Linked DNA regions of Homo sapiens: region 2 is linked to region 1. The links are chromatin loops, found by intact Hi-C in ENCODE. Cell type or tissue: GM12878. All regions are shown on one strand.

Region 1 (4,000 bases):
GGAGAAATGGTGAGAGAAACACATCTTTTAATGTTGTTTCCTGGCTCTCAAAGTATGTTACATAAAAAGAAAAATAATAAACTTAAAAATGTTTTTTGAACTGTCATTTGATGATGTGTTCGGCAGTCTTCAGAAAATAGGTACATGTTACTAACACATTAGGAGGAAAATAAGTTAAATAATAATTTCCAGCAGCAAGCCTGAAGGCTATCATATTGTCACTCAATAATCTGTTTCTGAAAATCCCCAAATGCATTTTAGTAGGTCTGCATGCTTTCAGCTTTCTGGATCACATATCATAGGCATTACATCCAAAAGAAACAGAGGCAGTCAAACTGACGGATTCTAATTTAGAAACTGAAAAGTGAATCTTCTAGTGTTTCTGAAGGTTAAAAAAATGACAGCCTTGCCTCTTCTCCTGAAAACTTATCTTTAATTATGCTTTGTGGTGGGAGAAAAACAGCATACTTGCTGAGTACAATACCTGAGTTTTAAAAGCTACTTTAAATTAATGCATTCATACTTTAATCAGTGGGTCAAGGAGTCCGCTTTGCAGAGCTCACAGCTACATTTATGCAGCCAATCTTGATTTATAAGAGAAATCAAGGCTGAGCACAGTTGAATACAGGGAAATCACCACCTACAAATAGACAGTGAGGGCTTCATTAGATTAAAACCTTTTGCCTGTTTGGGGTATGTTCTTTCTTTCCTGTTGAATTCCTGAGTAAAATAAGGTTGGGACCTCCTGGGCTGCATTCCTAGATGGTTAGACATTCTAACTCATAGGATGAGATAGGAGGTTGGCACAAGGTACAGGTCATTTGCTGATAAAACAGGTTGCAGTGAAGAAGCCGGCCAAAACCCACCAAAACCAAGATTGCCATGAGAATGACCTCTGGTTGTCCTCACTGCTACACTCTCACCAGCACCATGAGAGTTTACAAATGCCATAGCAATGTCAGGAAGTTACTCTATATGGTCTAAAAGGGGAGGCATAAATAATCCACCCCTTGTTTAGCATATCATCAAGAAATAACCATAAAAATGGGCAACCAGCAGCCCTCGGGGCTCCTCTGCCTATGGAAGTAGCCATTCTTTCATTCTTTACTTTCTTAATAAACTTGCTTTCACTTTATTGTATGGACTTACCCTGAATTCTTTCCTGCACAAGATCCAAGAACCCCTCTCTTGGGGTCTGGATCTGGACCCCTTTCTGGTAACAAAACGAGTGCCCTACGTGATATTTTACAGGGTAGCGGTAGAAAGCCTCAGAATGTTTATGTGTAACTTCAAGGTTTCTACTCTTTCTACTTTAAATCATGTGCTTGAAGTTTAGATAAATCGTTTATTTTACATTAACGTTTCTATTTTCTTTGTTTTAACAACTGTGTATGGCTTGTATCTCGTCTCTCTCCCTCTAAAAGTACATTCAGTATATTCATTGGAAAGTATTTGCCTAACACCAAGTTAACTAGTACTAATTAATTCTCAAAATCATAATTAATAGGTAACTGCATTGTGGGCAGTATATCTCAAAAGGAGCACTTTCCCTTGGTTAATATTTCACATGTACCTTAACCGTAGGAAGATACTATCTGAAAATGCAATTCTAAATAAGGATGTTAACTACCCTGTTGAAAAGTACCTGAATACTTCACTGCAAACAAATCTTGCATGTAAAATATAAAAATTCTCTGTGTTGCATTTGAAATCTGATAAATATTTATTATCAATGCTGTTTGCTTTTAATCTGTTCAGGATATCATTTCTCCAGCTTCTTAGTAGTTAAACAAAAATGGCATTTACATTACAATATTGCTTGCCAACAACCTCATTTTCTGGTTTAGTCAGCAGCCCTTCATGCTTGATTAGTCTTTAATTATACAAATACCTACATATTAAAAAAAGTTTTCTTTTTTCCATACTTTGAGCATGTAATTATTTTCTCTTGCATGCAATAACCTTTAATTTTAGGATTAAGCAACTGATTCTTTTTAGTATGGATGGGCCTTTTCAAGTGTTAAAGCAAATTTGGTTATTGTATTATGAGAAAAATTAACTTTGGGAAACCTCTCATCAGTGCATTTGACAGCTCCCTGATCAACTGTTACAGAAAGCATCTGGAATCTAAAAAATAAAACGAGACTTCATTCCTCCAGCTTTTTGCTATGTCTCCCTATCTCTTTGGTCTAGAAATGTGATAATTTAATTAATTAAAGCCTCCAATGTACCAATTTTCCTATTTCCATAAATTAGGAAGGAGAGCATATATTTTACATAAAAATATTTTAATACAAAGGCTGTTTACAGTTCTAGTAGAGAAAACCCCAAACTGTAAACTTTTATAATAAAATATTTTTCTATAATAAATCCAGAGGATGTTTAAAATATATGAGTATCTTGTTGGGTTATATGGTGTTTCTCTCTACTGGCCATGCCTAATCCTTGGGGCCAATGAGATGATCAAACAACAATGAGGCTTAGAAGTGGTACCTCTCTTTGCAAAACCAAACTTGGTGTAGATGAGCAAATCCTTTACATACTGTCTAACACGTTGTTAGGTACCTCTTCTGTATTACTTTCCTTCTTTCTGCTCTCATACTAAACCCAGAAAAAAAATCATTTTCTTAAGGGAATCACCTTAAGAAGCAAACTAACTTGAGAACGTCACAGCACTCAATAGCCACATTAAATATGTACCATGTTCTAGGTTCCATATTAGGCATGAAGGAAACAGAAGCGAATAAGACTCACAGATCTATGCAGTAAGGTTTTGGCCTGTGTTTAACATGCTGCCAAGAAGACATTTTAACTTTTCTTTATTATCTGTTCCAAAGTTTAATTCATGGGACAATAAAAGCATCTTCTTGTCATACTCTTTTTTTTTTTTTTTTTTAAATACAGAAGTACAGCTCCACTTTCTTTTGTCCTATTCTCAGGGTTAGCCAGAGGATCTCAGAGTCTGACAGGACCATAAAGCACACCTGATCCGACTCCTCTACTCTTCAAGAGAATCACTGAGGAAATATTAACTGATATTAATGAACAATCATCTTCAGTTACTCAATCTTTCTGTTAAAAACCCCAGTTTCTCACAATGCTATAGCTCAACCCATTAACCATTTGTTTGTGTATTGCCCTTGAGCCTTAAATAACATCTCTTTATTAATAAATTGTTTACAACTTTATAGAGCAGTAGTTCTTAAACCCTGCTGATCATCAGAATCACTGGCTGCATCCAGGACATTCTGATTTTGCAGTTACTGGGTTGGGCGAGGAGAATTTGTGTTATTAAAGAGTCCCCATCTGATTAAAACTTTTTTATTTAATTTTTTCTTATGAGGAATTTTAAATACATCTAAGTAAGACACAATAGTATAATTAGGTCACATGGACCCATCAGCCAGCTGCAATAATTATCAACTCATGGCCAATATTCTTTCATCTGTACCCCACCCAAACACGTCCACCCACATTATTCTTTTTCCTTCAATATCATTTTAGAAAAAAATCCTAGGGCATGCCATCATTTCATTTGTATTTCTGTAGGTATCTTCAAAAGCTACTGTTAAAAAAAAACTACCTATCACTATCACACCAAAAAATATTAAAAATAATTCTTTCGTATCATCAGATATCCAGTCAGTGGTCATACTTCCAATTGTCTCATAAATGTCATGCTTTTTCTTTTTTACAGTTTGCTTGAATTGTAATCTAAATAAGGCTCACATAATGAGATTGGTGCTGTGTCTTTTGATCTACAGGTCCAATTCTCCTAGCTCACTCTCTCTCTTTCTCTCAAAATTCATCTGAGAAGAAATCTCTGCAGGTGGTTTTGATATGTGGCCAATCTGGGAATCATGACTGCTCTGAAGCACCCTCAGAGGCCACCAGAGGGGGCGCTAGAGCAATTCGTACTCTGAAGCCCCCACCCTTGTTTATGAAACCCTTTGCCCCTTCCCCTCCGTGCCACCTGCAAACCTTTTCATAACATGGCATT
Region 2 (4,000 bases), 53 kb after region 1:
TACATGGGGGGCAAACAAACAGGAGGGTGGGTGACACAGAAGAAGACTTTGAATGGCCGCTTGCGAGCAGTAACATCTGTGTAGAAAACCTCATAAAGGTGGCGTGTGTCTCTGCGTGTGGCTGCGCCACAGGACACTGAGGGAGAAGTTCTGAGATGCTGCTTTCCAAAATGGCCATCAGAACCCTGGGCTGACGTGAAAAGTGGGTAGGAAGGTAGGCGGATCAATTCCTGGCACCCGCAGGGGGAAGGAAGTGAGTTAGTGATGGGCAGTCAGATGATGTTTCCTGGGATGGGGTGGGGTACATGGCACAGGGCGCCCACTTCCTGCCGTGCCTCAGCCCTGGCTTAGTGGAGCAGAATACACCTTTTTTGGCTGCCCCCAGGAGCAATGGCCTCCAGTCTGAGCTGGATGACGTTCTACTTCTTCTGCCTGGTATGAGAGAGGGGACAGGAAGAATGGAAACCCTAAATCCTATTGTTTTTGAGAATAATGTTCTGATATTCCAGTTGGAATTCTGAGGTTATTTTTACCTAGAGACATGAGCTCAATTCTTACTCACATCTGTAGTCCAGGACCAACTTTCCGTGGGTTCTAGATTAGGAAGTGTGTAGGGCCAGAGCTGACAATCTCCTTTTTACCATGAAGCTGATGAAGCTTACGTCCCAGGGCCCCTCATGGGAAGCTTACGCACCTGGGGGAGGCCCTCACACCATGTCCTCCTGATCACACGTTTCACTGAGATATTTAACTGCAGGTGGCAGCCTCTGTTGTCTTTTTCCACATTGATCCCCATCCGTGCCCCCACCCCAACACTGCCCTAGGTTGGGGGTACTTGGAATGGTTGTGGGCATTTGTGAGGAACTTGAGTTGGGGATATATTCAGCAATGGTTGTCAAGACTGAGATGTCTTTACGTGGTTTGCAGTTCCTTCTATGAATAGCTGAGTTACTGTGAAATATCTTGGTGTAGAAAGTCCTTCTACCCCTTTGGGACATGGATATGCACTGCCATAGGACTTTGTTCGGTGGCACCTGGCACTGGAAGTAGGTGGACAGTGGAGGCAACAGTTGATATATGCAAAGCCAGAAGCTAGTCTATGAAATATTCTTCTAAATCTTACAACTCTTTTTTTTTTTTTTGAAACGGAATCTTGCTCTGTCACTCAGGCTGGAGTGCAGTGGCGCGATCTCTGCTCACTGCAACCTCCATCTCCTGGGTTCAAGGGATTCTCCTGCCTCAGCCTCTCTGAGTAGCTGGGACTACATGCCTGGCTAATTTTTGTATTTTTAGTAGAGACGGGGTTTTGCCATGTTGACCATGCTGGTCTTGAACTACTGACCCGCCTACCTTGGCCTCCCAAAATGCTGGGATTACAGGTGGGAGTCACCATGCCTGGTCTAAATCTTGTAACTTTTATAATGAAAGTAACTTAATTGAGGACTTTTTTTGTTTGACAATAATCCTAAAACTTTACTTACCAATAACACATGAAGCTCTAAGAAACTTTTGTAAGAATGAATAATTTTTCAAAAAAAGATTAATCATGACAGAGGAAGTATAAAATTATCTTCAATCATCTCTATGGAAATTGAGATTGCACAATTTTTGTCATCTGAAGAGGCAGTAAAAGGTATTAACCAAAAAACTTAGGAAATATTATCGAGTATGATAGATTATATTTGTGAATTTTGTGATGTTTATGGCCTTTCTAACTTTTACATTTGTAATTTGTTGTGATTTTTTTCTTATTCTAAAAAATATTAACTTTAATACATAATTTTGTATTCTTAATTTGGTACTCTTTTTCTTAAAGAGAGTTCCGAAAATTATACATGCTTCATGATCTACAATCCCAAAGCTGCCATTGTAGAAAGAATATTCTGACCTATTAAATATTGACCTAGCAAAAAGATGTTTTAAGAGGTGGTGGCTGGCCAACAATTATTTTAAATGTGTAACAGTCACTGCAGAAACAGTCTTCTGAGGGCATTTTATAATGCAAATCAACATCTCTCAAGCCATCATTTGGTGGGTCTCTTGGACATCTGAACAATCCAATGTCCTCAAACACTTCAGTGGAGTGACATCCCCTGCACCCCTTCTAATGGATCCCTTCAAAATTCTGATCCTAATTCAGAGCTGAAAGATTGCAATAGTAAAGCCCATTACAAACAGGAGCAAAGAAATCAAGAAACAATCTTAATCCTAACGTGGATGGAAACAGGGTCCTCTGGCAGAGTAAATGGAAAGCAACAACTCCAGTTTGGCCAGAGGTCTCCTATCCAAGGATTAGTATATAAAATCATGCTCCAGACATGCTGAAAGCGTATGCAAATAGCATATCTTTTATTTGGAAAGAAAGTCCTTAGGCTTTTGGTATTCTGCAGAAATCCTACATTCCTGGCCACTTTTTCTGAATTTAGCTAGGTATCTAGATTAGGTAGTGACCCCAAAAGTGAGACTAGACCTAAAAACTCGAAGGCAATAATTACAATGATGACAGAGTGTGGTTAATACATTCTAGAAAGTAGAACCAGGCAGAAGAGCCCCAACTGGCACCTTGTTAGTGATGTAATAGTGGTAGGATGGCGTAGCTGGGAGAGCATGGGTTTTGGAGATCTATGTTTAAATCTGACCCTGGCTATGTTACTTAACCTCCTGAACCTCGGTTTCCTCATCCATAAAGCAAGCTTAATGATACCCACCTGCAAGAATGCTAGGACGAATGAATGCAATGCTGTGGGTAAAGTGTCTGGATACCAGAAGATATTCAATGAGTGATAGCTATTATTTCCTTTGTGAGTTTATGCCACCACGGCTGTTGGAAGGTCAAATTCTTAGACTCATCCATAATAGCTGCTTTTATAAGCAAGCGTGACTTTATTTTCAACAATGCTAATTTATTGGCTACTGACAGGCTGGCAGTTCTTGATTTAATGTGTTGGGTTCTCTTGATTTGTGAACCTGGTTTCTATTTATTAGAAGCTGGGAAATTTTAGACATTGCTCATGGATATAGGATTTCACAGACTAAATTTGCAAATGGAATGTTTCTCTCTACAGTTAAGTAACTATAGATTTTTTTTTTAAAGGGAAAGAAAAGGAAATTGTAAGAAGGGCTATTCTGGAAGGAAAAGAAATTGAGTCATATTTCAGAGTGGTTAAAGGATTTACTATTCTACTCCAACTTAGAAGTTTTCTAAGAGTAAATTTAGTTCATTTCTCTTTTTCTTTTACAAATATTCAGTGGAAATCACATACATGACAATTCAAAGTATCAGGCTTCAGGATGTTCTCTGCACATTGAAGAACATTAGCAAAGGCCTGTTTACCATCTTACATTTTCAGAGAGATATAATATTGTCAATTTAAGCCAACTGTTTTCCTTCAGGTCGTACTGTATGTTCTCATTGGAATTGCACAGCAGGGGAAAAGCCTCTACAGAAGTCCTCCCATGCAATTATAATACCTGGAAACTTCAGAATTTTAACGCTGAGGACTATAACAGCAAATAACCACAAATACCAGGAAATGTGCAGACACTTGCTGCACATCTGTCTACACATCTTGATTGCGGCATGAATGCTTGTGAGTAGGCTAACTCCTCTTGGTCTTGTGATAATAAACCCAATATAAAGCTGGAGGGCCATTCTGACTTTTTAAAAAAAATACTGTTTAAGAGTTATAAGAAGGCATTTTTGAGTTACATACATTTTGATTTAATCACATTTTAGAAAACAACAAGATAGGAATTGTCATTGATTATACAGTAAGAAGTGCAAAATTAGAGACATTATTATTCCTAATTGTATGCCCCTGGGCAAGTTACTTGATTTAATTAAGCCTTAGCTTCTTCAAGAGTAAAATGAGGAAATGATACCTTCTTAAGTAAAGTGCCTGTGAAGATGAAATGAAATCATGTTTCTAAAGAGCCTATCTCAGCACTAGATGTCCAACAATGGTAATGATGATGATTTTAGCCTGTAAGTTACATATTG

Evidence for each region. Peaks named below come from ENCODE experiments on the same cell type or tissue, not always from the same donor. Only the 100,000 strongest peaks of a DNase experiment are listed, where the experiment ranks them.
Region 2: a loop joins it to region 1, with 2.0 times the contacts of the local background. A loop is called at or near these places in 1 of 110 quality-filtered maps.

What each region holds. Positions count from the first base shown.
Region 1 is chr7:39,357,770-39,361,769 of GRCh38, reverse strand. The region is part of intron 5 of POU6F2 (POU class 6 homeobox 2); the gene reads right to left. Among named protein-coding and RNA genes, the nearest start is that of SNORA20B, 31 kb to the right of the region's middle. In GM12878, a CTCF peak has its summit at 3,889 (motif pointing right); a DNase peak (open chromatin) is centred at 1,797.
Region 2 is chr7:39,305,097-39,309,096 of GRCh38, reverse strand. The region is part of intron 4 of POU6F2 (POU class 6 homeobox 2); the gene reads right to left. Among named protein-coding and RNA genes, the nearest start is that of SNORA20B, 22 kb to the left of the region's middle. In GM12878, no CTCF peak of the experiment used is centred here; no DNase peak of the experiment used is centred here.